3 separate regions of the Homo sapiens genome follow, and all the other regions are linked to region 2. A link is a loop called in an ENCODE intact Hi-C map of the cell type or tissue named here. Cell type or tissue: endothelial cell of umbilical vein. All regions are shown on one strand. Each heading gives the region's core, and the rest is flanking DNA. Links, peaks and the distances in the headings are about the cores only.

Region 1 (11,238 bases), core at 1,207-9,206, 96 kb after region 2:
ATATATAACTTTATGGCCTATTAGAAACTTACATGTTCTCAATATATAACTTTATGGCCTATTAGAAACTTTTATTTTGCCACCTTACTGTCTTGCCATCTTGTAGAATTCTTATCTCCGGTCTTTAACACAGGAAACAGTCCCCCTCTCAAACCACTCCTGAGTTTGGTGTTATACTAACCTTAATAGTTTGAATAGCATTCACTTAAATCATTCTAATCACTTGCATTCTAGTTCTGTTCAAAGAAAAATCTTTCTCCCTTTAGCCTTGCAATGTAGGCCAGGGCATGTGGAAAGTCTATTGGATTATGGAAAATATGCCACAATCATTGATACAAAACTAAGAGAAGAGTAGAGAAAGAAATGTGAGCCATAACAAAAAAGCTTCATTTGTAGCACTCTCTCTCTCCTTCCAATGTCTTTTTACCTTAGTAAATGATTTGGGGTTCCTGGGGCCTAATTATCTTCTTAGATATCAGATAATTTTAAATGTGTATATCCCAAGTACCATGCCAATTTATTTTAAAAGAATAAATTCCAGGTAAAAGCAATCCATCATGCTGTGGAAGACAGCACTGGGCCAGTATAACCAAATACAAATAGAAAACACACACACAGCCTCCAAACGTGTGTACTTCAGGCGTCTAAAAACAAACACCAAGAAGCTCTTTCTATTAGTGTCTTTGAACCAAAGTTATATGCACACAAACAGCACTTTGCATGCTCAGGGCTAGAAAGTAATCAAAGGGAGTTGAAACCTAACAGTGAACTTCAACACAAATCAACACGCGGGTCAGAAGGACAGCAGTTTCCTCAGCAATTCATATAAGGCCTTTGGAGAAATATGGAAATTGATCTACATAAACAATTGAAACCTGCTGGGCTGTTTTTCTTCCCTTTAGAAACATTTGTTTCTAATTGTAAAACTAATTAAAGGTAAATCCACTCATTTCATGAAATATAGAAAAACATAAAAATGTATAGCTAAGAAAATAAAAATCACCTATAACCTCATCTCCCAGTAATTGGTTGTTATTTGTATATTTACTTCCAGTTATTTTTCTATCCCTTTCTTTCTCATCTGAATAGGTAAACTGCTTCTAGAATTTTTTTTAAGGAGTATAACTTATGGTTAGAGCTCAGACTCTGGAATCCAACAAAATCTGGTCACATTATGTCTTCATTTTGTAACGTTAGAGAAGTTATGTAACCTTTTTAAACCTTGTTTTTCTCACCTGTAAAATGAAGCAACAACATACATTCAAAACTGACCTTATCAGGAAGAAATGAGATCGTGCCTCTAAAATTCACAGCATGGTGCCTAACATAAACACATGCCCCAGAAAGGTTTTGCTCTGATGATTATTACATATATACATCACATAATCACATAATTCATCAGGCTTCAACTGACCTTTACCATTTCTTGAGCATTTACTGTGCACTAAGCACTGTTCTAGAACCTGCAGCTACATATATAAACAGATAAATGTCAAGTTTTTTGCTTTCATGGAGCTTACATTTCTACCAGGAGAAAGAGGCAAAAATTATGCAAAGAAAAAAAGCTATTTGGGATCATCTTGTATGTAGAGTTTGTCATAATTATTTCACTAAATATTATACTATAAATATTTTGTTTAATTATTTTTAAATAGTACCACTTTAATTGTAATGCAATAATCTAGCCCAGTGATCAGCAAATTTTATAAAAGGCAGAGAGTAAATATTTTAGGTTTTGAGGGCCTAAAATATCACAACTATTCAACTATGCAACCGTTCAACTCCAGTGTAGCCCAAAAGCAGTCATGGACAATATATAAACAAGTGGTTGTAACTATTCCATTAACATTTTATTGTGTATGGTGAAACTTAAATTTCATATGAGTCTCAAGGGTTATAGCAATATCACTAATCTTTTGATTTTTGTCAATCATTTAAAATTATAGAGACTATTTTTAGTTCACAAAATAAAAATGGGCAGTGGGCCATTTTTGGCCTACAGGCTATACATTAACCCCTAATTTAGTTTATGGGTATGCTGTATGTCAGTCACCATTTCTCTATTTTAGATCACCAAATTTTTGGAATGATACATTTTCTATACTAATCATTAAAAAGGTGTCCTCAAACTGCCAAATAAAGTGTTCAGCTGATAAGTATAATTGGTTTTCAATTAATAGCCTATGTTTTTCTCCCAATTCATCCATTTCCCCTCAGCAAAATATTTTGAATGCCAACTATCGCATAAAGACATTCTTTCCTGCCCTGCTAGAAATCAGTGCACCTCAGGAAAGGGGATTTCCAGAGAACAAGAAGAAAGCATGGTGAGCAGTAAGACAGACTGAGTCACAGATGGCTGTGGTTCCTTTCCACATACAGGCCTTCTTGCTACATATACGTGTGTGTGGCCCTTGCAGGTAATAATAGCAGTCAGCATAACTCCAGATCTCAGAGCAATGAGTACTACTGTTGAGGAGAATTCCACCTCTTTTAATATAAGGCTTTTGAAAGAATTAAATGAACCTGGATGGATTTGAAGAGATGACAGAAAAATTGCCTCTGAAAACAGGAAACTGGTTAAAGCAACTTACCCTGAAGTGTTTCAGAGATGAGAAGCATTCATCTCTCCACATTCAGGTTTGTCAAAATGATGCAGTACTGGACTCTCTAGAGAAATCTCAACAAGTGAAGAGATAAAATTCTGTCACAGTGGTGAGAAAGCGGGTTTTAAAAGATATGTGGGTGTTCATGTGAATTAAAGGTTATATAGCTGTCCTAAAAAATGAGACTTGCCAGGAAAGCTTCTTTTTTTCTGAAATCTGAATATTTCCGCTGAATTTGGTGCTCTCCCAAGTCGTTTTTTATTCAAAAGCACAAAGAAGACATTCTTCTGAGAAGATGAACATGAAAATTCACTTAGAATGAGTGCTTTACACAATCTTCTTTGTCTAGATTTATTAAATGCCCTTCACTTTGAGCACTGGCTGAGCGGTTTTGTGGAATTATAGGTGAATGCTAAGCATGTTGGGTGGAGCTATGAATGTCTGTGAGCATTTGTCACTGAGCAAAAATAAGAAGAAAAGTCTTGAGCTCTGAAATCAAAAGTTCTTTCTCTTGCACGGGCCATGTTCCAAGACTCCTTGTGAACAAGATAAAAAGCAAGTGACAGTCCAGCTCCAGTCCTTCATTAAAAACAACTCTATAATACCCATTGAAGAAAACAAAAGCCAGTCAAACTTGAGTGGCATCTTTGTTATAGGAAACAAATTCTGTTGGGCCCCATCACAACTGTCAACAACGCATTGAAGGAAAACTTTAATGCGAAAAGAAATAAACCTCCATAAGGTTTTCATGATTTTTAAAAACAGTAGGTGGGGAGGTAGGAGTCTGTAGATTACATAGGCATAGATTTTATATGGCCAAACAAGTCCTGAATCTAGGGACTTGTCCTGGAGCAAATTAAAACCACAATAAGATATGACTTCACCCCTGTTAGAAGGGCTATGATCAAAAAGACAAAAAGATTACAAGTGTTGGTGAGGGTTTGGAGAAAAGGGAACCCTTAGCACTGCTGGTTGGAATATGCATTAATACAGCCATGATGGGAAACAGTATGAAAGTTTCTCAGGAAACTAAAAATAGAATTACCATACTATCCAGTAATCCTAATTCTGGGTATCTATCCAAAGGAATTGAAATCAGTATGCCGAAGAGATGTCTGCACTCCCATGTTCACTGCAGCACTACTTATAATAGCTAAGATATGGAAGCAACCTAGGTGTCCATCATCAGAAAATGGATAAGAAAAATGTGTTTTGTTACGTAAACATAATGGAGTACTATTATTCACCCTTTAAAAAGGGAGAAATCCTGTCATTTGTGACAACATGGATGAAACTGGATGACACTATTTTAAGCAAAATAATACAGGCACAGAAAGACAAATACTGCATGACCTCTCTTATATGTGGAATCTAAAAAAGTTGAGCTCAAAAGTAGAGAGTAGAATGGTGGCTACCAGAGGCTGGGAGAGGGGGTTAGATGGGAAAAGTGTTGATCAACAGGTACAAAGTTTCGGTTAGACAGGAGGGATAAGCTTTAGTGATCTATTGCACAGAATGGTGACTATAATAATAATATAACGTATATATCAAAATTACTAAAAGAATATATTTACAATGTTTCACCCAAAAAAAATCATCCTATGATTTGAAGAAGCCTAAAAAATAAATTAGTTAAAATTTAAATTTAAAAAAATAAGTAAGGTGATGGATTTTTAAATTAGCCTAATTTAATAATTCCACATTGTAAACATATATCAAATAATCACATTGTGCCCATAAACATATACAAATATTATTTTTCAACTTAAAATTAAATTAAATAATAAAAAAGAAACAGGTCTCTGCGTGATTCCAAATATGTTTCATATATTTATTTATCTAACTGTTTTTCACTTCATAGTTTGTTTTCTCTAGGCCTAACTGAGTTAAAATAATCTCCATACTTCCTCAGGAGTTAGCTAAGTGTGAAGTCAAGGAAGCAGGAAAGGAGAATGTCTTGTGACTTCATTCATCACCAACTACCTAAACAACTTAAATCGCCAGTTCTCCTCTGAAAACAAGGCATTCTTCTTTGTTCTGACAAATGGGCAGGAACTTCTGCTTTCTAGGTCTGCCCTGAACTTCTGCTGTATAAATGGAAACTCCAAGACTCTTCCTGTCTCAATATTCCACTTTAAAAAACAGGAATCAAATTTGACTTCAGAGGGTGGTGATGATGTGGTCACTGTGCCAGACTCTACAATCACATTTTGCAGATGAAATCTTGGTCACATCAGGGTGACTCAGTCCTGGGCGATTTAGCCTTTGTTAATCCAGTTAAAGGAGCCACGAATTCCTGACCTCAGTGATCTTCTTACTTCTTACAGTGCAAAGCCCATGACATCACTCCCTTTCTTCAAACCCTTCAGCGACTCCCTATTTTCTGCAAGATAAAGTCCAGGCTCCTTGCAGGACATAAAACACACTCACTCTCCACTTACCACAGCTTAACTCACATCGTGCCCCTAAACCCTAATCTGTTGTTTTTCCGAACTATTTGCAATTTCCTGAACACACTCTGCTTTCACACGTTTTTCATAGTCTATTCTCTCTATACTTTCTGCACCCATCCCATCTCTCACACCACCCACAGTGACTTTTAAGAACCAGTTCTGGCATTACTTCTTCCAAAAGTATTTATAATTTCCCACTCAACCCCCTACATACACATTCTAGGTTAAATTCTCCCTCTCTGTGCCTACAGGGCCTCCTAAAAATATCTCCATTGAGGTTTTTATCACACATTTTTTGTAAGGTAGGTTTGCTTCACTGTCTCCTGTCTTCCAAGCTGAGAGCTCTGAAGAACAGAGACTACTTCTTAGTCCTCTGGATCTCCAACTTTTGATGCAGTGTCTAGAACAAAGCAAGCACTCAAAAATTCTGAGTGCATTTTTTCAGAATCCCCCAATGTTCATGGATAGCTCTTAGAGTCTAAGGAATGGTCCATGGACCCAGAATAAAAATTTGCCTGGCATGACATCCTAGTAAGGTGTAATTTCACTGTCTTCACTCAATACGAATTGGGAAGGATTAGAGAAACACTTGAGACATAGAGACAGGGATGTGCAGAGGTTTTGATGCCCTCATTCTGTCCAGCTTGTGCTCAACTATCCACTCCCATGTATCTCTTATATACTGGGACGATGAAAATAGGGGTGGTGGAAACACTACTGCCTCTCTCCTTCTGACCCCAGATCACTATCATGAAAAGGGGAACAGTTAGGCATCATGGCTACATTCAGGGATCAGGCGACAAGGCAATGGGAAAAGTGGTTGCAATCTGGATGGATGATTAACTGGGAAAGCCCCATGCTACAGTCATTGGACGCTCACACATGATGTGAAGGGATAGCGGGAGGCAGTAAGGCACAGCTTTGAGGAATGAGGCTGAGTCCTCTTGACCCATGTCTGTATCCCAGCCCTACTGCACGCTACCTGTAGGCTTTCAGGGAACATATATTATTCTTTCATCCTCAGTTTCCCCTCAGGAAATGTGTACAAGATTATCTGATGTAGGGGACTGTTGTGACATTTAATAAGATAATGGATGCAAACTGCCTAGCACTCCACAAATAAGAGATCTCGTTATTATCCACTATAAGCTCCAAGGTCCTTCTTTAAATGAAAATTTTAGGTGCCCATTTATTCTACTCAAGTAAACATCAATCTGGATAAACCAACTAAGAAAATCTAAAGAAGCATATCATAAAGAGCTACATCAGCTTAGAAATGGTATGAAAAAGGTAGCACTCAAGAGTGTTAGCTGGGCACAGTGGCTCACGCCTGTAATCCCAGCACTTTGGGAAACCAAGGCAGGTGGATCACGAGGTCAGGAGTTTGAGACCAGCCTAGCCAACATGGTGAAACCCTGTCTCTACTAAAAATGCAAAGATTAGCCGGGCGTGGTGACAGGCACCTGTAATCCCAGTTACTCAGGAGGCTGAGGCAAGAGAATTGCTCGAACCCAGGAGGCAGAGGTTGCAGTGAGCTGAGATCACAGCACTGCACTCCAGCCTGGACGACAGAGCAAGACTCTGTCTCAGAAAAAAAAAAAAAAAGAGTGTTAGTATGCGTTAAGCAATGTTATATTTTATACATATTAACTCATTTCATTCTCATGACAACTCTAAGGTAAGTAATGTTATCATCATTGTTTTTATTGTCATTATCCCTATTATGCTAATAAAATATAAAGCACAAAAATATTAAGTAACTTATCCCAGGTCACCTAGCTAGCAAGTGGCAGAATCAGAATTCACCTGCAAGGAGTCTACATTGCCCGTCCACACCCCCAAACACAAAGCTATTTAAATTACAAACTGTACCACTTTTCCCTAGTATCCGGGGCAGTGCCTCACACATAAAAATGCTACTGAATTGAATTGATTACAAACACATTGGAACTGTAACAATTCTTTTTTAACTTAGGTAAAAAGAGCTATCTAGCACTCCTGCACCTGTGTGGTCCTTACATCAACTCAGAGACAGCAGCAGATTCACTCCCACTGAAGAGCCCACCTCCTTGAGCTTGGGAAGGTTCTTAGTGAATCCTCACATCGGTGACTGGAAGATTTCCTCCAGAACACTGAACTCACACATGGCCCTCTAGTGTCAGTGCCACGAGAGCAGAGATTCCTGACCGTTTTGTTCACTGATGCAGCCCCAGTGACTAGAATAGTGGCTAGCACATAGTAGATGCTCAATAAATACATGTTAAAGGAAGAAAAGATAAATGTGATCCTATAGAAGACGATAGATTGCATGGAGTTAAGGCACATGCATCTTTTATGCTGTGGGTACTGTGGTAACCATTAATCACCCCTTTTATCCCAGCAGAGTGTGGGACCAAGGACAAATTACAGAAGCACAGCAGAGAAGGTTGCCCGGTTCCCCGTTTGCCTATGAAGTTATGTAGTGAGCAAATAAGAGGACACTGGAGCACAGCGCTGCTTAGAGCCGAGGCTCAGTAAACTTTTGTTCACTGATGAATGAATGTATTAAGCTGACCAGCTCAATTTGATTCATAAAGAAATAGCCTTAGGGCTTTTCTGAGGAAGAACACAACATACTTTCAATCCAACTTTTTAAAAAATAAAACATGATTACACACTCCTAAATAAATATTTTCAGAAAGTTTGCCTATATGTCAAAGATTTCTAGGATTTGGAAGCCAGTATGTTCGCAAGTTGTGAGGACATCTGTGTTATTCTCAACACTCCCTGCAAAACGACTGTGTCCTTACCTGAAAGCCTGAAACAATATAAAATGCAAAGCTGACATCCCCCTGCCTCGGCAACTGCACTTTCACCCAGAACTCACAGTGCTGCTCACATAGGCTTGAAAAGAGAGTGAAAAACATACCATATATTTCTCCTACTTTATAATACGAAGAGGCAATACAAGTTGGAAAACAGTGAGCAACTTGGGATCTACAATGAATTTAAATGGAAGTGTGTGGGGTGCCTGCAGTTTGTCAACTAAGCAGCATTGACATACAGAATTCTTGGAACTAGGCTACCTTAATTCAGTCTGACAGCTTTGTGGCAATAAAACAGCATCCTAAAAATAAAGCATACATAATACATCTTCCATGCTGGGCATGAAAAATAGTACAATGCTTAAATGCTACCAAAATGGTGTCCCTCGAGATTCATTCACACTACTGTGCAGACTACAGGGGAAGCTCTGGCAAAGCTGCTAAATCAAAGATCACAGAACGGTGCTTGGTTTTCTCTTTTTTTATTTTCTTGATTTTTACATGGACATAGTCTGCTTTGTCTAATGCTAGATAAATACTTTAGGATATTTTCACTTTTTAAATTATCGAAATGTATCAGGACCACACAGTATCTGGTGACTTTTATAATAATTTGAGACTCTTGCAAGGACAATTTGGCAGAAAACAAATATGTTCATCACATTGATACACATGTGATTGTTTATGGTAAACAAGAAAATCTGGTAAGCACTGGCACCTTGGTTTGCATTAAAAAAACTTGTAGCAGTGTTCATAATGATACATCAATACTGCACTTGAGTAAAAATATTGTCAATGTTAGATTATTGAATAGAAAAAAGAAATTAAATAGAAATGTTGGCATAGTGGTAAAATCAGAAACCATCATGCTAAAATTTGCACATTTTTGACATTATCCCATAATTGTAGTAAGTTATATTTGTGAGGTAGTGTGGGTTAACAGAAGCAACGTGAGGAAACTTCAGTGTCAGAGACAGAATTGGGCACAAATTCCAATTTCATTGCTCTCTAGGTAGGTGACGTAGGGCACATTTTATAAGCTCACTGAGCCTCAGGATTCCCCTATTTAAAATAAGAGTAATATCTGCTATGTAAAATTGTTAGGTATGTATAATAGACAACACACATCAAATACAGTGTGTATACTATGTGATACATCACACTAGATTCTTTGTCACAATTGAAAAATACTTCATTATTGCACACAAACATTTTAAGGCCCTTTGATGCTATATTTTAATTCATTTTAAGACTTCCTACACAGAAACATACAGGACGAAAATCTGCTCCAGTGGTAACTGCTGGATCTTATATTGTGGCACACTGCTGGCTCTGCCTAATTAATTACTATCTTGCCCTTCCTCAAGTGCACCCTTCTCATTTTCTAGGATATCTTGGAGCATAACCTGTCAGAAAATAGTCTGTTATAAAGTACAATACCAGTAAGTCCACTAATTTCACACATCTTTTTGTATTTAAGAAGAATCATCTAGAACTCATCAAGTCACACAATCAAGATCTTGTCCCAGATTAAACTGAGCTAGCTGATTGGATCACCCACACCAGTCCTGCCAATTTAGAAAAAACCTAAAGATGAGCTTTATAATTGGAACTCTTTGTCATTTGATTAAATCAACAGAGAGCTTTATCTGAAAGGCTGGGGCAGGCAGATCATTCAAATCACAGCATTTGATTCCTTCTTACACCTCCCTTTTCACATCACATATCCATTTCATAATTACTTTGGGCCTCAACTTCCATATTTGTTAAATGTTTGTAAGAGTCCCCAGGCATAATGACATCTGGGTGCAGCTGGTAGAATTTGTATGAGGATTTAATGAAATAATGCAAGCACAGTACTTAGAATGGTACCTGGTATATATATCTAGGAAAACTCAATAACTCTTAGCCATGGTTAAGGTTTTTTTGTCTCCTTGAGGAAAAAAAGGAGGTTCCCATGGCTATATCTGTGCATCAGTGTATAAGTCATCTGTTTCATTATATTTATATATTTAGTTATTTATAACTAAACTTTCTAGTAGGCTGTGGTGATAGAGAAAGACGATGTACCTTAGGGCCCCCTAAAGGATTTGTTGAGGGACGCAGATTTATGAAAAGAGAAAAGACTGGAAGTTAGAAGACAAAAATTTTTGCTGGACAACTAACTCATCACATGACCTTGAGCAGTCTTCTTGCCTTTCTTTCATCTCTAAAATGAGGTTTAAAAAGTCTACTGCATAGGATTCTCAGAAAAATTAACTAAGACAACTTAAATATCTAAATTCAACTTGCAACACAGACTAACCACTTTCTTGGTGCCAGATATAAATTTATTTTTATAAACATTAATCAAAAGTCAGAACAGAAACAACATTTAGGGTAGATTACTTACAGGCTTTGCTGGCTTCTCACTCTCTCAAATATTAAAAGATCTACTCCCAGACCAAGCCAGGTCATCAGAGAAATATATACCTAAATTAAATCCTATTGTTCCTCCTGCAGAAAACTCATTATCGAATTACACTAGAGTGTGATGCCAACACACCACACTGATAGTTCTCACAAGAATAAGCCCTGTAAACCTTTCATTTGCATTGTAAGGAGGCTACCAAAAACATTTTTTATTACCTCCACAATGAATTCCTTATGAGATCCTCCAGGAGAAAGCCCAGCCTGGACTTAAGACTAAAAATGTTATTACACGTCCTAAGTATTAGAAGCTGGTGGCTTCCAGTATAGTTTTACTGTTTAGAGTCCAAGGAACAAGCAATGAACGCATTCCTTCATTCATTCAAAATATTTATTGAGCATCTACTATGGGCCAGACTCTCTGCTAAGATCCAGAAATGCAATTCTAAAGAAAACAGGAAGTATCTTTGCCTTCACTGACCTAGAGAGTAGTGGGAAGGAACAGATGATTAAATAAATGATTATAATACAAATATGTATTATATAATATAATGATATAGAGCAAGCTGAAAAAGATGCTGGGTAACTAGGTAAGATCTGTTGCCTCCCTGGGTGGGCTGCAAGGCTCAAATAAAGTCAAACTCTGACCAACAGAATAGCAGTGCCCTAGAAGAAAGCTACACGCTTCCGTGGAAATCAGGGAAGAAAGACACAGTGAGAAAAAGACTAGAAATAGGTGGATGGGTAGAGATACTGAGAACCTAATGCTGTCTATACCATGACCAGAAGTGGTCTATTTATGTACTTTGCAACACTGTAACAGTCTGCTTGAGTAGAATTACATTGTGTAGAGTATTCATAACTATATGAAATCATTTCATGAGCCCCTGGAGAAACTGGCCTGACTTTGTGACTCTAAATGACTAAGTAGAAGAAGGTATCAAAGACAGAATGTTGTTTGAGATATAA
Region 2 (11,238 bases), core at 1,310-9,309:
ACATAATAATTATGAGAATGACCAGCAATGCTACACTTGGATATAGAAACATCATGCACAGATCCATAGAAGAGTATGTATTAATATGTTCATTACAGCATTATTTTGATCATGAAACCTGGAAGCATCCTATGTGTATATTTCTGGGAAATAAATTTAGAAAAATTAATAGACATGCTTTTTAACTACTTAATAGATAAACTACTGAAATAAACACATTATTTAAAACTAATAGACATGTATCATGGAGCAATTCAGAAGCAGGGACCATGAAGTGTGGACTAGAGCAATAACATAATGCTATTAATATAATTTTAAAGACACACTCACAAAACAATATTTTACAGTTTACAACAACACATACATATCCCAGAAAAAATATGACACATGTTAAAGTGATACTTATGGTGGAGGAAGAGTGAGGAAAAAATGGATTTAGGGATCAAGGATGAAGGAAAAGGCAAATAAAATACAGCAATAAAGGTGACTCAGCCCAATAGGATAGTGTGACATGACCTGCGTAATACAGCCTCTGTATTTGACCCCCCCAACACACACTCATACACACCACTCACACAAACACACAGATGCACAAAAAGTTGAAAACAATTATGGTATATTCATACAATAAAATATTGTGAGGTATTAAAAATAATGAAGTGCTGGATAGATAAGAATCTCAAATGTATATTATTAAGGTAAAATATCAAAGCCCTGAACTGTGTGAAGAACATGGTACTATTTGCATTATTAAATAGAACATATGAGAAAATGCTTGCATAGCACAGTCTGACTCTGAGAGGACAGAGAAGAAAATGGTAACAGTGATTACTTCCAGGAAAGATAACTAGATATCTGTCAGACAGCAGTGGGAGGCAAGATTAACATTGTACTGCATATTGTTTCTTTTAAATTTTGTGCTTTGCTTGCCCAACCAATCAAACACATAAATAAAATGTGTTGTTAAAGAAAACTTACACCAATAAAATAATTGTCTACTTGAAATCAGCAATGAGTTTATTCTAGGCTAAGTTACTGGCAGGACTAAAAAATATAAATACTTAAAAAGTATAGAAAATGCCCATGCTTTATTTCAAATTTATTGTGTGTTCAAATACAGCCCATCTTTATCTATGCCTGCAACTCTACGTTTTATAGTATTTACTATATTACAATTCTTCAAAGAAAACTTCGCCTATCATGAGTCACAATTTCATTTAGAATTCAAAATAATTAGTAGGATAGTAATCATTCATTTTAAGATATACACCAGCATTTTCAATTTTAAATAGCCAAGGATCTCTAGATGCTAAGGGGCTCAAACAATTCCCCATGTCAATACCAAATGCATTGAGGTGCAGATGTGCAGGGAAGCTTACCAATGTGAGAACCAATTCCAATTACTGTCTCTCCCTGAAGTACTTTCATGCAGATATTCACTTTAATCTCAAAAGCCATTCACTTAAATTGTCCCTGATATGTCATTACTCATTGCTCTCTGTAACACTCTCAGATTTCCATCAACTTGCACTCAAAAAGCTCCAAGTCATTAAATTGGAGAAAATTTCTTTCTTAAGTCTCTCTATTCAACTCACTTCACTGGTAGGGGCCATTTCTATCTTGGGACTAGCTTACAAAAACTTCATGTTAGTCAGTATTTCTAGAGCAGAATCTATAATTAGTGGAGCCATCAAAGATTGCCTTTACTCAGGATTTGGACGTTGACTTATTTTGATCATACCATCATCAAAATAAGTGATTACCCTATTTTACTCTTAAAGAAGTGTACAAGAATAAGAAAAGAAAAATTGAGATCAATCCTAAAGGAGATTTATACTTTCCTAGATTTGGTTATCAGATTATTAAAATGATTAGAAAGATAAACTAAAATTTAGCTTAAAAAATAAAGTTTTTTAACCCTTAGTATGTTAACAAAGATATCAGCATATTTCTTTGCTTAATAATTGAAATGGCAATTGCTAACACAGATAATACCTAGATTATAATGAGATTGTTATGCTATTTACAAAATTTGGAGAGAAGCTCAATACCATTAACTTTGGTAATATTTTCAAAAGGAAATATGTTTAAGAAGATAAGTTGGAAACCCAATGTTATTTCTAATTTTCACATAATAAAAGCAATAAAAATTAAAACAAAACAGACAACCTGGAATAAATCATATTGCATTTTCTTCCACATAGACAGAAAATGACGTGAGCTATTGTATTGTTTGATTTGTAACTGTGTAATCAATTTCTTTTTTTTCTCTTTTTTTTTGAGACAGTCTCACTCTGTCATCCAGGCTGGAGTGCGGTGGTGCGATCTCGGCTCACTGCAACCTCCACCTCCTGGGTTCAAGCGATTCTCCTGCCTCAGCCTCCTGAGTAGCTGGGACTACAGGTGCATGCCACCACACCCAGCTAATTTTTTTATTTTTAGTAGATATGGGGTTTCACCATGTTGGCCAGGCTGGTCTCGAACTCCTGACCTCAGGTGATCTGCCCGCCTGGGCCTCCCAAAGTGTTGGGATTACAGGCGTGAGCCACTGCACCTGGCCTGTGTAATCAATTTCAAATATCAGCAAGTTTTCTCTGTAAAGGGCCAGATATTAAATATTTCAGGTTTTGTAGGCCACTTGGTCTTTGTCACGACCGCTCAACTCTGCCACTGCAGTGCTGAAGGAGCCACAGACAACCGGTAGATGAATAGACATGGTTGGATTCCAGTGAAATTTTATTTGGAAAAACAGGAGGCAGGCTACATTGGCCTACTGGTATATGGTAGTTTGCCTACTCTAATCTACTTGATAGGTTTATCTACTTGATTAATCTATTGACAGATCTTGTGAGGAGTGTTAGGCTCAGACACCAATACCCCAAAATCTGGTGCTTTGACATCGTAACTAAAGAAGCTTCAGGGTCTCTCTGATGACCCCCACCTCCAGTCTCTCTCCCAAAGCACAGGGAGAAGTTGTTCTCTGAAATTCCGTGATCTGCCTAAAGTCTGGACCTACCAAAGGCGAAAACAGTTACCTCTGGTCCCTTCCCTGAGTTTGTATTAACTGAACTTATTGGAGGAAAAAAACCGGAAATCTGTCAATAAATCTGGACAGACTTTTGTCACAAACCATTGTCTGCTCTGAAAGCCCAACAGACTATCCTTGGCCACTGTATGTTGTTCAAGTCCATTGAATTCCCCTAAAAATAATTTACTAACCCCCTAAAATAATCCATACATCCGCATCTCCATGTCCCTTAACTAGAAGGGTATATAACCATCTGTACCCCCATTGTGTGGTGGCTAATTACTCTATGACCCTCCTTTGTGCATGCTAATAAGTTGTATGCCATTTCTCTTATTAATTTACCTTTTTTGAGTTGATATTTTCCAGTCACCTTTCAGAGGGTGAAGGGGAAGTTTTTCCCTTGGCCCCTACAAGAGCAAAATTATTTCAAAACTCCAAATCTTATCAGCAGTGTGCCATCTGTGACTGAGATGCCCTTGATTCATGGGAGCAAAAGCACCCATCTGATATTCTGACATTGTTTGTTTTATATTTTATTCTTATGCATTAATCTTCCTCTCCTTTCCGATATACATCAGTTATAAGTGGTGGGTGAATAAATTTATTTTTTCATTTAACAATTTATTTTCTGATCTATTGTGAAGATTTCATAAAGAACACCATATGGTTAGAGCAAATATTCTACAGAATTTCAGTTCTGTTATTAAAATATTATATCATGAAGAGTAAATGTATGATAAAAATAACTGAAGGGATATAATCAAGGTTCCCATGTCACAGTTAAGATGTTTTGTCTTGCTACATATAAAGCTTCTGTTTCTCCTGTGAGTCCAGAAAATAATAAACCCTTCTTAGATGAGCAGAAAGATAATGGAGAGACATTGTGGTGAAATAATGGTTACATTAGTATAAGAATGAAAATAAATACTATAATCATAATGAACTATGCTGGTGCATCACAGCTTGTCATCAACAGAGTCTAAATCGGACTATAAGGTGAGAGAAAAATGGCAAAGAGGTGTTGAAGGCAAGAGATCTGAACTGGTGCCAGGATGGCCAGATGGGCACAGGCCTTCCTGGGTCTCAGGTTCTACCAATTCCACTCCTCCTACTGGCCAAAGGGAAGATACCAGGGCTCTCATAGGAATGTGCTTTATCTTCATCAATGTGCCTGAAAAGGGAGATTATCATCACTATTTCTAATTCAATATCTTCTTCCTTCTGCCACATCCGGTGCTGTGATTCTTCTTAGGTATTCACGGCCAGCCATTGTAGGTATTGATCAGACATGAACACTGCAATCATGTTACTAAAAATTGGCTGTAGAGAAGAAAGGGGTATCAAAATTGGGGTACTGAGGATTCTTATAAAAGCTGTCCTCTCTGCCAGGGAGCAAGTTTCCCTCCTCTCTTCTGAACATAGTTTCCCATTGTCCATGCATGTCTGTTTGCTAGAAACAAGAGAAAACATTTCCTCTCTCCTGGCATAACAGGAAACTATATGTAGGAAAAAATAAAATCTATTGTCCATGGAAAAAATGTTAACAACAACAAAGGTTTGACGTCTCCCCAGAAAACCATTTTGTGTGTGTGTGTGTGTGTGTGTGTGTTTCTCCAGGAACAGGGGTGGGAACTGGATATTGAACTATATTCATACCCACATATTATATCCTCAGATGTCATTCAGAACTTACAGGGAGAACATTTTTTTAAAAAAACACCCAATATTCAGAGTTCTTTACAGACACCACATGCATTATTACAAAATACATTTGGTATATCGTTACTTTCATAAAGACTAGATTTTTAAGTAGTTCTGTGCAACCGTGTAGAATATATAACCAAGACCACTATGCATCAGCCTCATCTACTGGTTTAACCCTGAAGGAGCATCTTCCTTTGTTCACTGCAGTCTTAGCTGTGCAGGTCCAAAGAGGAGAAGATGGTTCTGCGTGAAAATAATGCAAACGAAACTATCAAGCAAACTATTTCCTCAGCATCCAGTCTGTACAGCACCCTGTTTTTTCTCTGTATTGCTTTATGTTATTACATTGTGCCCTAAACCTTTCTACATAGATATGACACCAATACCTGAAACTCAATAGATTTACAACCAAACCATTAATATTTCTCCCTAATATATACCTTCCGTTTCCTAGTTCAGATAATGATAGCAATGTCTTTCTAGCATCTTCACTTTCTTCCTCTTCTTCATTCTCCAAATTCAGATGATGGTCATCTTTTTCCACTTTCTACTCCTCCTACTATGACCCTAATTCAGACTTTCAGCATCTCTTACCTGAAAAACTACCATAACTTCATAACTGTCTCCTGTTTTATTGCCTCTTTCATACACTGCCACAGTCTGCTTTCTAAATCTCAGATTTGATCATATTAATTCCTGGTTTGGAAGCTCTCACAGATTCCTTATTGCTTAAAACACCATTTCCTTGGAAAGTTAGGTTTGGTTTGTGCTAAGAGGTTTGAAACAGTTGGGAAAGAAGGAAGGCCAGAACATATAGGAAAGTACAAAAATATTTCAAAATGTACAAAAATATTTTTACATCATTTGGCTTTGCAGGGTTTTTTAATGGACTTATTGTACAAAACAATACTATTTAGGGAAATAAGACAATATATCTATCTGCTTATGTTTTCAAAAACAATCAAGAAAGAATAAATCAGAAACTAATATGATTAGTTATGTGCAAGGAATAAAATGGAGATGAGATCAAAGTGCGAGCTTTCCTTAATTTGCTAACTGTATGGTGGTTATGTAAGAGAATATCCTTGTTCTTAGGAAATATATACTAAACTATTAATAGGTAAAGGAACATGGTATACGTGATCTACTCTCAAATGGTTTCGATGAAAATAATAACTGTATATATATGTGTGAATGACTGAGACAGAATAAAATAAAGCCAATTTGGCATGGCGTCAAAAACTGGTCAATCAAGGGTAAAAAACCATTTTATTTTCCTTTGCAGAACATCTATCACTTGCTGCTGAGGACAAACTAGAAGCCTTTATCCTCAATTCTAATTTCTAATCTCTATTTCTATTTTTTGTTTGTTTGTTTGTTTTTGTTTTTTGAGAGGGAGTTTCACTCTTGTTGCCCAGGCTGGAGTGCAAAGGCACGATCTCAGCTCACTGCAACCTCTGCCTTCCGGGTTCAAGCGATTCTCCTGTCTCATTGTCCTGAGTAGCTGGGATTACAGGCGCCCGCCACTACGCCCGGCTAATTTTTGGTATTTTTTTTCTTTAGTAGAGACAGGGTTTCATCATGTTGGCCAGGCTGTTCTTGAGCTCCTGACCTCAGGTGATCCGCCTGCCTCAGCCTCCCAAAGTGCTGGGATTACAGGTGTGAGCCACCGTACCCGGCCTCTAATCTCTATTTCTAATCACTGATGAACTTGAACCCCTGTGAGTTTGGTAGTAATTCTGGAACAAGAAAGATTGGCAGTGCTTGAGTAAAGTTCTTTATCTTTTGACCACAGGTTTGTGGCATTTGTCTAGCAAGTGGTTATTTTTTGCATATTTTCTTTTTGGTGGATATGTTGCAGATAGTTAATTGTTACTGTAAGCTGTTTTCAGATTTATAGTCTGGTTTCTCATGTATGAAATGAATGTTTCTGAGTTTAAATTTCCTCATCTGCAGAATAAAAGCAGTTGAGTAATCACTAGATTACATCTCTAAGGTCCTTTCTTCCAAAAAAAAATCCCTTCCATATTTTACTTTCTCAATCTTCTTTTTAATGCAGAGGAAATTTAGTTTTCTCATCCACAGCATATCTATATCATGAGGGGAAAAATGTTATTTGTTCATGACTGAGGTGAAGTAAGCTCTGTTGTTATACTTGTTCCTTTCTATATAATTTTAATTTCTTAATTGAGCCTAGAATTGAAAGAAGCATATTATAACTAGGACTCTAAAAATAGTAACTCATGCCTAAGATTGCTTGCATTCTTACAAGTAAAAGAAAATTGTTGAAATAATTGACTGGTTGCCAGTCAAATGCTTTTAATTTTTTATAATTTCTCAGCACTGGCCGGCATGGTCATTGTTACACAGGTTTGCTGAAGTGAAAATATGGCATTTGCTAAGAAAAAAAAAAGAATTCAGTATCAGGAGTGATGTACAGAATAGATAATTTATACAATCTTTCCAATGGTAATCAGCATTTGTTTTGTAAATTGTTGAGTAAATAATATAAAAGAATGAATAATTCAGAAACTAATACAATTAGTTATACACAAGGAATAAAATGGAGATTAGATCAAAGTGTGAGCTTTGTATTTCCTTGTCCTTTTCTTTTCCTGGGAGAACCTGAAAAGGACTGAACACAAACGCAGCTGAGAAGTGCCCATGGGACAAGAATGTGATGGACACTCGGTCTTATTGGGATTCACAGGATCTTAGGGTTTAGATGACAGAAGCTTACAGAACACATCCCAATAACTGCAGGTCTCCCAGGAAAATCAACAGATCAGCGTTTTATTTCCCTTTTCACCAGTTACTCTTACAGGTCCTGAGATCCTGTGCCATATCTAGAGAGGTTACCTCAGAAAAAAATTAAGACATTTTATATTTAATTCATTTATTCAATACCCATGTATTAGTACTTATTATACTTAATACTATATACTTAAGTGTTTGTGGTTCTATGAATCATCAGACAGATTTATCTTCTCAGGAAACTTAATGATTATAAGAAACATTTTACACATTAATCATGATTTGTTTAAATAAAAAGAAGATAATCTGTAGTAATTAAAATTTTGAAATATAGTATTTTTAGAGTGAAAAGGATATGTATAAATGAGAAAATGCCAAGAACATTTTTTTATTATACTTTAAGTTCTGGGACACATATGCAGAATGTGCCAATTTGTTACACAGGTGTACACGTGCCATGGTGGTTTGCTGCACCCATCAACCTGTCATCTACATTAGGTATTTCTCCTATTGCTATCCCTCCCCTAGCCCCCAACCCCTCGACAGGCCCCGGTGTGTGATATTCCCCTCTCTGTGTCCATGTGAAGAACACAATTTTTTTAACAAATAATTTGTATTGTTCTTGGAGACTTTTGATGAATAGTCTCAAAAAATATATTGACAATCCTGCTTTCTTCTAAACCATGTTCTTAGCATTTTCACATATATTGTAATTTACCTTGTCAATCTACAAAAGCTTCCATGTTAAAAACTGAAGATGTATTTCCAAGGAACTGTGGGATCAGTATCTTAGAATACTGTTCTTTCACAGAAAATATTTTTATTTTCTGTAATGACATCCAGCCAACTTCAAGTTTTTAGGATTCAGAACTGTAGCTGGTGTTGACAACATTGTTAATCTTCCTACACGAATATTCAAGGGAAAATTACTAAGGTAAACTATGAAAAATTTAGCATCATTTAAAAAAATTACTTTTACTCAAGTAACATTGTCACTGTCTAAATGCCAAAGTCTTCTTTGTAAAAGTCCTATAATTTGTTAACCACTAAGCAGTTTTTGCTTTCTAAAATATTCTGTACATGTCTTTGAAAGAGAAGATAGCATTATTTTTAAAGTATTGCTTAATGAAATCATGTTTTGCTATAATAACTTATTTTGGATTCAAGTATAAGTTATAATTGATAGTATTACATAAAACCAGTGTTATATATTAGAACAAACTCTACATCAAAAGTGGAAATCATTTTTTTGTGTCAGTTAAAACTCATCAATTTTTAAAAATTGTTTTAGGGAGACTACCCTCATTCATCTAAAAAAGTCTATAACTCAATAATAAAATGAAAAATTACCCAATTTAAAAAATAGATAAAAAGTCTGAGTAGATCTTCCTCCAAAGGAGATACATCAATTGCCAATAAACACATGGAGATGTTCACCTAATTCGCTATCCGGGAAATACAAATCAAAACCACAGTGAGACCACTCACTTGTCCCCATTTGGATGATTATAATCAAAAAGACACACCATGACAAGGATTTCCAAGGATGTGAAGACACTGGGAAACTCATACATTGTTGGTAGGAATGTCAAATGGTGCAGCCACTTTGGAAAACAGTTTAGAAGCTTCTCAGAAGGTTAAACACTGAGTTACCATATGACCCATCAATTACACTGTTAGGTATATACCCATGAGAAATGAAAACATATCCACACAAAAACTTGTATAGGAATTTTCATAGGAGAATTATTCACATTAGCCAAAAAAGTAGTAATAACTTAAATGTCTATTGTTGAATGGGTAGATAAAATGTGGTATATACACACAATGGAACACTATTCACCGGTAAAAAGAAAAGAAATATTGATCCATGCTAAAATACGGGTAACCATGAAAACACTATGCTGCGTGAAAGACACCAGCCACAGAAGACTATATAGTGTATGATTCTAGCCACGTAAAAGTTCTAAAACAGGCAATTTGTACAGATAAAAAGTAAATTAAAGATTTCCTAGGTCTGTAGCTGAGAGCAGGGGATGATAGTGAGCAACCACTAATGGGTACTGCACATGGTTTTATTTGGGGGTGACAAAAAAGTTCTAAAATTGGTTGATTGCAGTGATGGTTACACAAGTCTATGACTCTACTAAAAGCTATTGAGTTGTGCACTTTAAATGGGTGAATTACATGGTGTGTGAAATTATATCTCAGTACAACTTAAAAAATATCTAAATTAGAGAACATTCAGAAAATACAATTCTGTTATTTTAGTACATGTATTATCTTGATAAAATTGGAAAAGTACTGTTAAATAATAACCATCGAAGTTGCTTTAAATGTGTAAGATTCACTTATAATCAATATACTCATTGAATAAAAATTATTCTATTGAAATCTAAAAATTATGTAATTTTATCCTTAAAAAAATTAAGCATTTTCTAAGACAGCAAAGTATTAATTTGTTACCTACACTCTTTTCCCAAAATCATTAAATAATTATTAATTTAATGAAGCCATATTTAACACAAAATTTCATTGAGTTTGTAGTCTATATTACTGGAGATCTATGGGAAAAAAATTTCTAAATTCCTATTTAAATATTAAATTATTCATGTGCTTATTCTCTAAAGTTAATTTTACAGCATTGCAATTAGAATACTATTACCAAAAACATTAGGAAGCCACCATATTCTTGGATAAAATTCTAAATACATATCCTAGTCATTACAGATATTAAAAACCTTTTAAGAAAAATAAGCAATGTGATGCAGCCATAAACACATAATAAGGTCATGTCCTTTGCAGTAATATGGATGGAGCTGGAGAGCATTACTCTAAGCAAATTAGTGCAGGAACACAAAAACAAATACTACATGTTCTCACTTATAAATGGGAGCTAAACATGGAGTACACATGGACATGAAGAAAGGAACAATAGATACTGGTACTATTGAGGGTGGAGATGGGGAGGAGAGTAAGGATTGAAAAACTATCTAGTACTATGCTGGTTACCTGGGTAACAAAATTATCTATACACTAAATCCCTGTGACATGAAATTGACCTGTGTATCAAACCTGCATATGTACTCCTTGAACCTAAAAGTCAGAAAAAAATATAAATAACTAGTGTGAATTAAATAAGTTAATATTTTAAAATACTTGATTTAAATACTTTGGTTATGCTTTATGAATAATAATGTTATGCCAACTTAGCTTCATCTAAATTTTACTATAAAAAGGAACGAAAAATTAATTTCATGCCAAGAAATTATTAGAAAAAGAGGAGCATCTTGGCCACATATGATGTTGAAAGGATCTTTGTCTATTTGAAATTCTGGACTGAATAAATGTCAGATCAGGAATGGTCACTTCGGAGACAGGCCGTGACAGCTGTTCAATGCTGTCACATAACTGCATAAGAGGAAGCAGAGGAATTTGCAAAGAGTTAGTGAGATAGATAAAGCAAAAATTGAAAGCACATCAGTAACCAAACGAAAGAAACAAAAACTAAAAGAACAAAACTGGACACTGAATTTTAAGGGGAAAAAAATTATACAGTTTTCACACACACAAAAAAAAAATGGGGCTAGATGCAGTAGTGTGGGTCTGTAATCCCAGCTACTTGGGAGGCTGAGGCAGGAGGATTGCTTGAGTCCAGCCCCAGCAACATAGTGAAACCCTGTCTCTAAAAAAAAAAAAAAAAGGAAGGTAAAAAACTATAAACAAACAAAACCCTTTTGAAAAAAAATGGG
Region 3 (11,238 bases), core at 2,193-10,192, 55 kb after region 2:
ATTGCTGAAATAGAATGAGGTATATAAAGAAAACACTTGAGGAAATAGTACATATAATAAAGAAAAAATAAAGAAAAGGAAGCAAAGAAGGAAAATAAAATTGATTTGAAAGCAGATTCCATACACACATCATAAGTTTTTCTTAACCTGAAAATAGAACAAACAAAACCAAAAATATGTTCAAATATATATTGTAAAATCTTCCTAAAATAAAGTAAAATGTAAATATGTCGATAGCATATTTTGTTTCAGGAAAATACAATACAGAATGACCAACTTTAAGATGAGTCCTGAGAACGTATTCCTCAAAGAATATATGAAGGAAAAATAAATCCAAAAAAAAAAGAAAAAAAATCAAGAAAGAATTCAATGAGCCTTAAAATTGGAAAGCAAATCACCTAAAAGTTAGAGGGAAAAAAAACAGAGTTGCCTCAGAAATCTTATCACAATGTTCAATGTCAGATGACAGTGCTAGAATATGTCTACAGACTTTCAAGGGAAAAAATAAGAACTCCAGATTTTATATCAGCCAGATCATTGTTTACATACATAAACATAACAGAGTGAGATTCACAAATGAACAAAGCTCAGTGAAGATGGAACTTATGAGTAGGTATGTAAAAATTGCTTGATAATGAAGCCAGTCAAAAATGAAATGAATGAAATAAAATAAAAACATCAGGAAGGAAGAAGTTGTAATTGATGGTGGGCATGAAATCCATTCAAATATAGAACTAATGCACCTGTGACAGAGTAGGAAACAGAAGGTAAATATTAAGGATAGTAACAATGTAAGAATGATGGTAAATTTTTTAAAAGTTAATTTGTGAATGGAGGAAGTAGGGGAAAAATCTAAGAGCACAAACTTTTTAATCTGTCATAGGAAGAATAATGATATACTTTCTAAAATTGATGAATAAACAAAGAAATTTCTTTAGAAATAAATTATAGATTTTCTGTTCATTGTAAGTATCAGAAGAATGATCCATTTAGATTAAGCATTAGCTAAAAGGTGAATTATAAAAGGATACTCAGTCATTTCACAGAAACCAAGAACTAGGAGGAAACTTTAAAGCAACTAACAAAGAAATCAAAAGCCACAAGATTCCTTTCACATCAGATCTTCCTTGGGTATCTGTTTCCATATTTCTTCTCTCTTTCTCTACCTACAATTAAGTTTCTCCAGCTCACATAGAAGAAATCATGGCTAAAATCACTGGAAGATTATACATTATTACTTTAGTCTTTGGTCCTGGTTTCTTTTCCTCATTTTCAGTTCTAATATTCTAAGGGACTTATAGGTTATAATGTTAAGTGAAATAAGCCAGGCACAGAAAGACAATATCACATGTTCTCACCATATGCAGGACTTAAAAGTTATTTCATGGAGGTAGAGAGTAGAATAATGATTACCAGAGCACTGGGAAGTATATGGCGGGGGTGGGGAATGGGAGGGATGAAGAGAGGTTGGCTAATGAGTACAAACATACAGTTAGATAGAAGGTGTAAGTTCTAATGTTTGATAGCAGGGTAAGGTGACTATATTTATCAATACACTTTTAATTTATTACATATTTCAAAATAGCTAGAGAGAAGATTTAAAATGTTTCCAACACAAAGGAATGATAAATGTTTCCAGCCATGCATATCTTAATAACTCTGATTTGATCATTACACATTGTGTGTATATATCAAAATATCATACATACCTCATAAATATGCACAATTATTATGTATCAATTTTTAAAAAGAAAAAATTTCACCATTATAATAAAATAAAATTCTGAGGGAAGTATTCAGATTGGCCCACTTAGGTCAGGTGTTCAATTTTGAACCAATGAATTATGACATGAAACAGAGCTGAAAAAGAAGATTGTGATTTGCCCAGCTTAAGTCATATGTACATCACAGGACCTATTCACTATGGCCTGGAATCCAGGGCAGACGTGAGATTAGGGTGGACTGGGGTGGAAGGTTCCCAAAAGTAAAAGGTTATTGGAAAAACAATAATAAGTTTAAGTTGTGCTGTCTCAGATATAATGAGAGGTGCCACGTGTAGCTTTCACCATACACTGCAGTTAACATTATTCACCAGATATTTCTAGTGTCTTTCCTTTTCCGGCTACTTTTGTCCAGTGAGTTGTGTGTGGAAGTGAAAGGCCCTTCAGAACTTTGTCCCGCTCAGGCACAGAGATGGAAGCATTCAGGCTGTTCCATCAGCCCGGGTTTCTGGGAAAAGGGAGCTTTGAGAAAGCCACGTGAAGCTCAGGAGGAAGAAATATCTTGGGCTCTGAAATAAATTGTTTAGGTGAAGAAGAAATGTTTGAGGTCATGGATATCTTAATAACCCTGATTTATTCATTACAAATACATTACATTGTATGTATGTATCAAAATATCACATGTACATCAATATGGAAAAGTATTATGCATCAATAAAAAGAAAAAAGGCTACCATTTTAATAAAATAGAATAAAATTCTACAAAGAGTAAAACTCTCCTGCCAATCTGTGATGGACATGTGCTATGAGAAATCTCCCTTTGTGTTTTAAGCCACTGAGATTTAATGGCATTTTGTTACCATAGCTTTACTTAACCTACCCTGACTGACACTGTGACTGCACTGCTCCATGGTGGCTGACTATATCATGGCTAAAACAATTCCACTCTAGTGCATTTTGCTATTCTTTCTCCTCTATTGCTGGTAGGGAAAAACCTACTTTCCATTTCTTTGTTCCTCTTTCAGAGGAGGCTCCCACAAGGTTCCTGAGGGGAATCAGCTTCTTTACAGTCCAGGTTATCTTCTTAAAGAATACAGATACTGAGTCCTGGGACACAGGATGGAAAACACAGATTTGCAAGCACTCTTATCTGCAACAACAACCCATTTTAAAATTTTCACCCTGATACTTAATTTATTATATGCTCCCAGATTTATTCTTCACCTCTACATTTTATTTCAGAGCTCAAGATGCTTCTTCCTTCTGACTCTCATGTGGCTTTGCTCAAGCATCCTTTGTTCCAAACCATCAGACCTCCTAGGGCTATTACCAATGTCATACAATGTGGCCATAAATTACAATACAAGGAATTTGACAGAGAAAATCTTCATAAATGAAATGTGAGAAAACCAAAAAATGGTGAAAGTGTTACCCTTTATAAAGGACTATCAATGGGCTAAAGCAGTGGTTCTCAACTGGGAAATGATTGTGCCTCCCAGAGACATTGTGCAATGTCTAGAGAATTCTTTGCTGTCACACCTATAGGGGCTGCTACTGGCATCTAATGGGTAGAGTCCAGGGATGCTACTGAACATCTTGCAATCCACAGGTCAGCTACCCGTGACAAAGAATTATCTGACTCAAAAGGTCCCCAGTTCTGGGATTTAGAAAACCCAGGCTAGCCAGAACTTCCAACACTATGTTGAATAGGAGTGGTGAGAGAGGGCATCCCTGTCTTGTACCAGTTTTCAAAGGGAATGCTTCCAGTTTTTGCCCATTCAGTATGATATTGGCTGTGGGTTTGTCACAGATAGCTCTTATTATTTTGAGATACGTCCCATCAATACCTAATTTATTGAGAGTTTTTAGCATGAAGGGTTGTTGAATTTTGTCAAAGGCCTTTTCTGCATCTATGGAGATAATCATGTGGTTTTTGTCATTGATTCTGTTTATATGCTGGATTACGTTGATTGATTTGCATATGTTGAACCAGGCTTGCATCCCAGGGATTAAGCCCACTTGATCATGGTGGATAAGTTTTTTGATGTGCTGCTGGATTTGGTTTGCCAGTATTTTATTGAGGATTTTTGCATCGATGTTCATCAGGGATATTGGTCTAAAATTCTCTTTTATGTGTGTGTGTGTCTCTGCCAGGCTTTGGTATCAGGATGATGCTGACCTCATAAAATGAGTTAGGGAGGATTCCCTCTTTTTCTATTGATTGAAATAGTATCAGAAGGAATGGTACCAGCTCCTCTTTGTACCTCTGGTAGAATTCGGCTGTGAATCCATCTGGTCCTGGACTTTTTTTGGTTGGTAAGCTATTAATTATTGCCTCAATTTCAGAGCCTGTTATTGGTCTATTCAGAGATTCAACTTCTTCCTGGTTTAGTCTTGGGGGGGTGTATGTGTCGAGGAATTTATCCATTTCTTCTAGATTTTCTAGTTTATTTGCGTAGAGGTGTTTATAGTATTCTCTGATGGTAGTTTGTATTTCTGTGGGATCGGTGGTGATATCCCCTTTATCATTTTTATTGCATCTATTTGATTCTTCTCTCTTTTCTTCTTTATTAGTCTTGCTAGCGGTCTATCAATTTATGCAGCCAAAAGACACATGAAAAAATGCTCATCATCACTGGCCATCAGAGAAACGCAAATCAAAACCACAATGAGATACCATCTCACAGCAGTTAGAATGGCGATCATTAAAAAGTCAGGAAACAACAGGTGCTGGAGAGGATGTGGAGAAATAGGAACATTTTTACACTGTTGGTGGTACTGTAAACTAGTTCAACCCTTGTGGAAGTCAGTATGGCGATTCCTCAGGGATCTAGAAGTAGAAATACCATTTGACCCAGCCATCCCATTACTGGGTATATACTGAAAGGATTATAAATCATGCTGCTATAAAGACACATGCACACGTATGTTTATTGCAGCACTATTCACAATAGCAAAGACTTGGAACCAAGTCAAATGTCCAACAATGATAGACTGGATTAAGAAAATGTGGCAATATATACCATGGAATACTATGCAGCCATAAAAAATGATGAGTTCACGTCCTTTGTAGGGACATGGATGAAGCTGGAAACCATCATTCTCAGCAAACTATCGCAAGGTCAAAAAACCAAACACCACATGTTCTCACTCATAGGTGGGAATTGAACAATGAGAACACATGGACACAGGAAGGGGAACATCACACACTGGGGCCTGTTGTGGGGCAGGGGGAGTGGGGAGGGATGGCATTTGGAGATATACCTAATGCTAAATGACGAGTTACTGGGTGCAGCACAACAACATGGCGCATGTATACATATGTAACTAACCTGCACGTTGTGCACATGTACCCTAAAACTTAAAGTATAATAAAATAAATAAAAAGAAAACCCAGGCTAAAGTCAGGTTTTAATTAGAAATTTGTCCTTAATTAGGAATTTGCTTCTCTGGATGCTGCCACATCCCTCCTCTCTAAACATAACATATTCTTTCTGTCTGAGATAAAACTTTTGGTATCACAAGCAACAAAGGAATACTAACAGCAATACTCAATAAGAACAGCAAATAGCATTGCCATAATAGCCACCAAAACTCCTGGGAAAGTCATAACTGTCATTTGTTACCTGATTAAAAGAGAAGAAAATTGACTCCCTCCTAGGAGGAGCTACAGATTATTTGCTCATTCTCTTTCAAAAGAACTGAATCTTGCAAGTTTAATAATAATGTATTCTCAGAAAGTTAGAGGGAATATCTGGATCATAGTTGTTTCTTTTTTCTTTTCTTTCCTTTTTATTATACTTTAAGTTGTGGGATACATGTGCAGAACGTGCAGGTTTGTTATACACGTGCCATGGGTTTGCTGCACCCATCAACCCGTCATCTACATTAGGTATTTCTCCTAATGCTATCCCTCCCCTAGCCCCAACCCCTCCACAGGCCCTGGTGTGTGATGTTCCCCTCCCTGTGTCCATGTGTTCTCATTGTTCAACTCCCACTTATGAGTGAGAACATGTGGTGTTTGGTTTTCTGTTCTTGTGTTAGTTTGCTGAGAATGATGGGGTTTTTTAATACTCTTGAGAGCCTGAAATGAGTGTACAGAACAAAATATCTTGTTCTTCTAAACAGAAGCAGAGCCAATAACATAGGGTACTTTATAAACCAAATAGCGTCTGGTGTCCTGAAGCTAAAGAAACTGTCGGCACTTCTTGCAGAATCGCAGCTGTTTCAGTCTTATTCAGTGACTTGTCCCACTCTCTGCAGTCCAGTTTGCCTTTCGAAATATAGCACAGCTGGCTATTCTGCAGCAATGATTAAAGCCACTGACAAGAGTTTTTTTTTTATTTGTTAGCTCTTTGTCTCAAAAGCTTTAGAAATCTTGACAAGTACTCTTACAAAATACAGATAACTTTCTTAAAAGAAGACACAGATTTCTTAATATACACATGACTGTGCATATTTTTATCAACAAACTAAATACACTTTGGAGTCATGAGGATAAAATGGTACCTTTCTAAGATGAAAAAAAATGTTGAACAAATTTAACCACATGCAATGCCGTTTTAAGAAAGGAATCCTGTGACTTCATTGGCTTACCATGTGCATTTTTAGGTTGCAAAACAGTCTGCCAGCAACCCTTCTTAGTCAGACCTTTCTTACAGCAAAGCCCTATCCCGGAGGACTACAGAGCTTAAAAATCGGTGAAGATGTCATATTTTGACATAAGACAGCTGTGTGTAAATTGGAAGTGGGGCAAAAGATGACAGGAGCATAGACACTTCAAACTCCTCTAACAGGCCAAAATAACAGTAAGAAATGGTTACAGTTCTTTGCATAAATGTCAAGGAAATAATTCCTTTAGGAAAAATTCATTCATTTGTTTAGGAAATTGTTTAATAAAAAGCAGGAGCATTATGGTGATGCCCAGAAAACCACTGGCAGTAAATCATTCAACATTGACTATATTTCTCCCATACTCCAAAACACAATTTTTTTATTATACTTTAAGTTCTGGGATACATGTGCAGAACGTGCAGGTTTGTTACATAGGTATACACGTGCCATGGTGGTTTGCTGCACCCATCAACCCGTCATCTACATTAGGTATTTCTCCTAATGCTATCCCTCCCCTAGCTCCAGACCACCCCCCAACAGACCACCCCCCAACAGACCCCGGTGTGTGATGTTCCCCTCCCTGTGTCCATGTGTTCTCATTGTTCAACTCCCACTTATGAGTGAGAACATGCAGTGTTTGGTTTTTTGTTTCTGTGCAAAACACAATTTTAAAAGGGACTATCTGAGATCTTTTGTATTTCACAGCAAATAAAACAGGTAACTGGTAATTTTTAATAAATTAAAGGTTGAAGTGAAAATAAACTCGAAGGTTTGTTTCTGTAGTTGATTAAGTAAATGGTAGTGAATTTGGAATTGATGGTATGGGCTGAAAATGTTTAAGAATTGGTAAAGTAAACTGTCTCTCAACTTTCATTGGTTGAATAAAGTATCTCATTAAATATTCTTTACCAAAACCTAAGTTTTCACCTTTGCATAAAAACAAGGCTTTTAAAATATATTAGGTGAAGATCTTCTGAATGCAAATAATATAATTTCCCATCTTCTTAAATACACTGGAAAGCAAGCTTTCTTAAGCTGGGAGACCACAGACCTGGGAGGGAAGAGCTCCATAAATGGGTATCTGCAGATCTGAGAGCCCCATGAAACTATATACAGAACTGTATGGACAGCTGAACTTTTAATCAGCTTCTCAAAGAGATCCAGATCTCATAAAAGGCTAAATACCACTGGTACAACACAGAACATAAATTAATGCATTTCTGATAAATCAGTATATTCATTAGGTTGCAAAACAGTGTTAATCTATTATTGTAACACGACACTGGAACATGATGATGTCTGCAGAACATATTGAGGTGATTAGATCATTTAGCCACAATGTGACTCTGAACTATCATTTCAAGCAGCAATCATTGACAATAAACTATAGATAGGCAAACTCTTACTGTGAGTACCAAATCCCCTCTCTAGTCTAATAAGAGTTCATTTCTGGACACTTCTCAAAAGAATTGTTTTCCTACGTTTTTGCTACTGAAGATATAACTTAAAGCCCAATTACAGGTCTTGATTGATGGTTAACATGTTAAAAATTTACTTATTAATTCATGTATCTGCATTGTTTAACAGAGCATAACACATAGTAAATTCTCGATCAACTGTGCAATGTAATCATCAAAAGTTTCATAATATAAGTAGCTTTCTTGTTTATTCTGCTCTCCAAATGTTCATAAAACAGTGCCCTAAAATTATTACTACATATGAATATGCCTGTAAAACCTTCAAGGTTTATAAAGTTGAGATTTCTTATTTTATCTTGGTAGATAATAAATCTCTGAGAATATCTTGGCTTTCCAACTTTCTAAGTCAATTTCAACATTGAAGATTCTAGGTCAACAGTTTGTATAGACTGGGGCAAGTCACTTTGCCTCACTAAGCCTCAGTTTCTCCATCGGGAGGATGAAGTTGTTGGACAAGATGCTGACTTCATGGTCCCATTTTATTATAAAATTGTGTTAGCCAAGTGCTGTGGCTCATGCCTGTAATTCCAGCACTTTGGGAGGCCAAGGCAGGCAGATCACCTGAGGTCAGGAGTACCAGACCAGCCTGGCCAACATGGTGAAACCCCATCTCTGCTAAAAATACAAAAACTAGCAGGGTATGGTGGCAGGCGCCTATAATCCCAGCTACTCAGGAGGCTGAGGCAGGAAAATCCCTTGAACCCAGAAGGCAGAGGCTGCAATGAGCTGAGATCTTGCCATGCACTCCAGCCTGGGTGACAGAGCAAGACTTCGTCTCAAAAAAAAAAAAAATTGTATAAGTTGTATTTTGAAAGTTTATTAAAGTAAAATTTTCCAAAATGTAAAATCATGACTCTCAAGGAAATAAAATTATATGGCTCTGTGGTCAAATGTTTATTAAAGCAAAATTTTCAAAAGATAAAAAACTGATTCGTATGAAAATGTTAAATGAATATAAAGATTTTATTCAAATAATCAATTAATGATGGAACCGGTGAGATGGTAAAAACCATTTAAAAGAGTATTTCAAAAGCTAAATGTTTATAGGCAATATTAGGATAAGATTGTTGGACTAGATTTAAAACTGGTTAATGCCCAATTATTAAGGTTATCTCTTCCACCAGAAGGAAATTATTTGTATCTCTATGGAACAAAAGTCTACAAGTCTCTCCCCTCCTGCATTGTTAAGTAGCCTATGTAATAGAAAATTAATCCCAGCATTGCACTGAAAAAACACACAAAACTCTCTTCTGGCTATTTCCACGTTTCATATAATTTTTCTGACAAGTCAATTCTTTCTTTTTTTCTTCCTTTTCAACATTTATTTTAGATTCAGGGGGTAAATGTGCTGGGTTCTTGCCTGGGCATACTGCGTGATGCTGAGGTTTGGGATATGAATGATCCTATCACCTAGGTGCTGAGCATAATACCCAAGAGTTAGTTTTTCAACACTTGTCCCCCTCTAGTAGTCCCAAGTGTCAATTTTTATCATCTTTATCTGACAAGTCAATTCTAGTTATCTTTCATGCATGAAAGTTCTTGATTATTGTTTATGATACTTAATTTTTTAAAAAAGGTCTTTATCATCTTTATTTGACCCATGTTCAATTTCCATATAATTTTCAGATGAATGCTCTAAATGTGTGCTTGTTCTGTGCTGACATAAACATAAGAATTTCATAAGACAGTGTGTAAATAAATCTACTTCTAGGTATTTTATTCGTTATGTATAAGGTAAAGTATATTTAATGGCACAGTAGAATAAACAGGCTATGATTACAAGTCCAAAGATTACAAATATAATGATGATATCAAATATATGCACACACAAACACAATCCAACAAAATTCTTGACTCTCTTTCTTTTTTCACCGCTAAAGGTAGCAAACATTCCTCTGTACCTAGCTCTGAAAACACATCTACAAAAGCAAATGAACTCATCTGCAAAATAAAAAGCACATATCTTTAATTTCTAATGTTTTATTATAGATTTTTAAGATACATATTTATTTTTATATTATTAGCTTAAAGAAAGTAAGTCACACAAGAATAAGCTTTTGCATGTCTGCTAAGGTAAATTATTATATTATAAGTTTGTTATGAAGTTATAAATAAAACACATATTGTGCTTATGTGAATAAAACCACAGCATAATCGGAGTGCATTTGAAATGCACAGAGTATTCTCATTGTTTCAATAAGACAAAAGAAGAACATTACCTATTAGAATTAAAAGCCTGGCCTTCGGCTATCCATTAGTCAAAAATAATTCATCATGAATTACTCATTGATTACAAAACAAAATTGTTAAAAAGCAAAGGTGACTAAAATAAACATGTTCCTGGGACTTTCATTTAATAAGCATTTTGGAATAACTGGAGGCAAATAAACAAAGTTAAACCCTCACGTGGGAAGACCAGGCTGCCCAACAGCATTGTAGCTTGAGACTCAAAGTTAAAGCCAGCTTCTAAAAAGCCTGTTAGTCCTACCATCAATATGATAAATTTGGATAAAGATGGTAAAAAAAAAAAAATGTTTTAAGCAGTAAAAATGCAAATATGCCACCTTGGTAAGACAGGATGTCAGGCAACTTGCCAAAAGAGTTATTTCAAGTCAGTGGCTCAAAGTAGGATTCCAGTCTCCAAACTTTTGTTAGGCTAATTTTCATTAAGAGGATGATTTATAAGAGAAGAAAAGGATCTTAAAAATCCCAGAGACAGTGAGTAAAAGTGGAGACTCAAAAGAGCCAAGGAGTACTATAAATCTGTAGAAGCAGAGGGAGACACTCGGGTCAATAGAGGGAAAATTGAAGAGGAAGATAATCCAAAGCTCAACTGTCCAGGGGGCGAGCACAGCCCATAAGGGTGCTAAAAGTAGTACATGAATGTGAGCCTAGAAAAGCTACAATTAGATTTTCAAATGATCTCTCTCTCCTTGGTCCATCTTCTCTTATACTTAAAACATTATTTTGACATTTTGTTCTACAATTGTATCAATTAGATCTATAGATTTTTTTTTTCAAATCTAGCCTCTATTGTAACGTTGTTAGTAGTTCTCTTTCACACAGATATTGAGTTAACCTTGACCAGAACAAAGAAAATGTGGTGTATTTCAGCAATAACAGACGTAACCGTGAAAAGACAGGAGAGAATGTATTATAAACATTCTCAAATTGTATTTTTAAACTTTCAGGAAATGAAAAGTCACAAATAGAACTTTTAAATAAGGAGTAGGATGTGTAAGGGCAGGAAGGTAATGGTAATCTATTCTGAATTTGAAACTCCATGTGAATATCTACCATATGTGATGATCTTGGATATTGGCAAAGGACATAAAGATGCAACACATGAACCTGATTTGTCCATGTCTTCCAATCTGATTTAAAAAGTGTTAGAAGGAGTTTGGAGATGATTATTTGAGGCTTAA

The links. Peaks named below come from ENCODE experiments on the same cell type or tissue, not always from the same donor. Only the 100,000 strongest peaks of a DNase experiment are listed, where the experiment ranks them.
Region 1: it touches region 2 in a loop (6-fold over the local background); 3 of 110 quality-filtered maps call a loop at or near these places.
Region 3: a loop joins it to region 2, with 3 times the contacts of the local background. A loop is called at or near these places in 6 of 110 quality-filtered maps.

Annotation. Positions count from the first base shown.
Region 1 is chr4:158,156,925-158,168,162 of GRCh38, forward strand. All of the region lies in intron 2 of GASK1B (golgi associated kinase 1B), which reads right to left. Among named protein-coding and RNA genes, the nearest start is that of GASK1B-AS1, 8.2 kb to the right of the region's middle. In endothelial cell of umbilical vein, for the core only: no CTCF peak of the experiment used is centred there; DNase peaks (open chromatin) are centred at 2,347, 4,887, 5,897, 7,247 and 2 weaker places; H3K4me3 peaks cover 2,387 bases; H3K27ac peaks cover 6,556 bases.
Region 2 is chr4:158,061,257-158,072,494 of GRCh38, forward strand. No RefSeq gene overlaps it. Among named protein-coding and RNA genes, the nearest start is that of GASK1B-AS1, 100 kb to the right of the region's middle. In endothelial cell of umbilical vein, for the core only: no CTCF peak of the experiment used is centred there; DNase peaks (open chromatin) are centred at 4,565 and 6,985; H3K27ac peaks cover 1,481 bases.
Region 3 is chr4:158,115,077-158,126,314 of GRCh38, forward strand. It overlaps GASK1B (golgi associated kinase 1B), which reads right to left. Exons shown (of 5, transcript NM_001128424.2): 5 at 9,398-11,238. Among named protein-coding and RNA genes, the nearest start is that of GASK1B-AS1, 50 kb to the right of the region's middle. In endothelial cell of umbilical vein, for the core only: no CTCF peak of the experiment used is centred there; no DNase peak of the experiment used is centred there.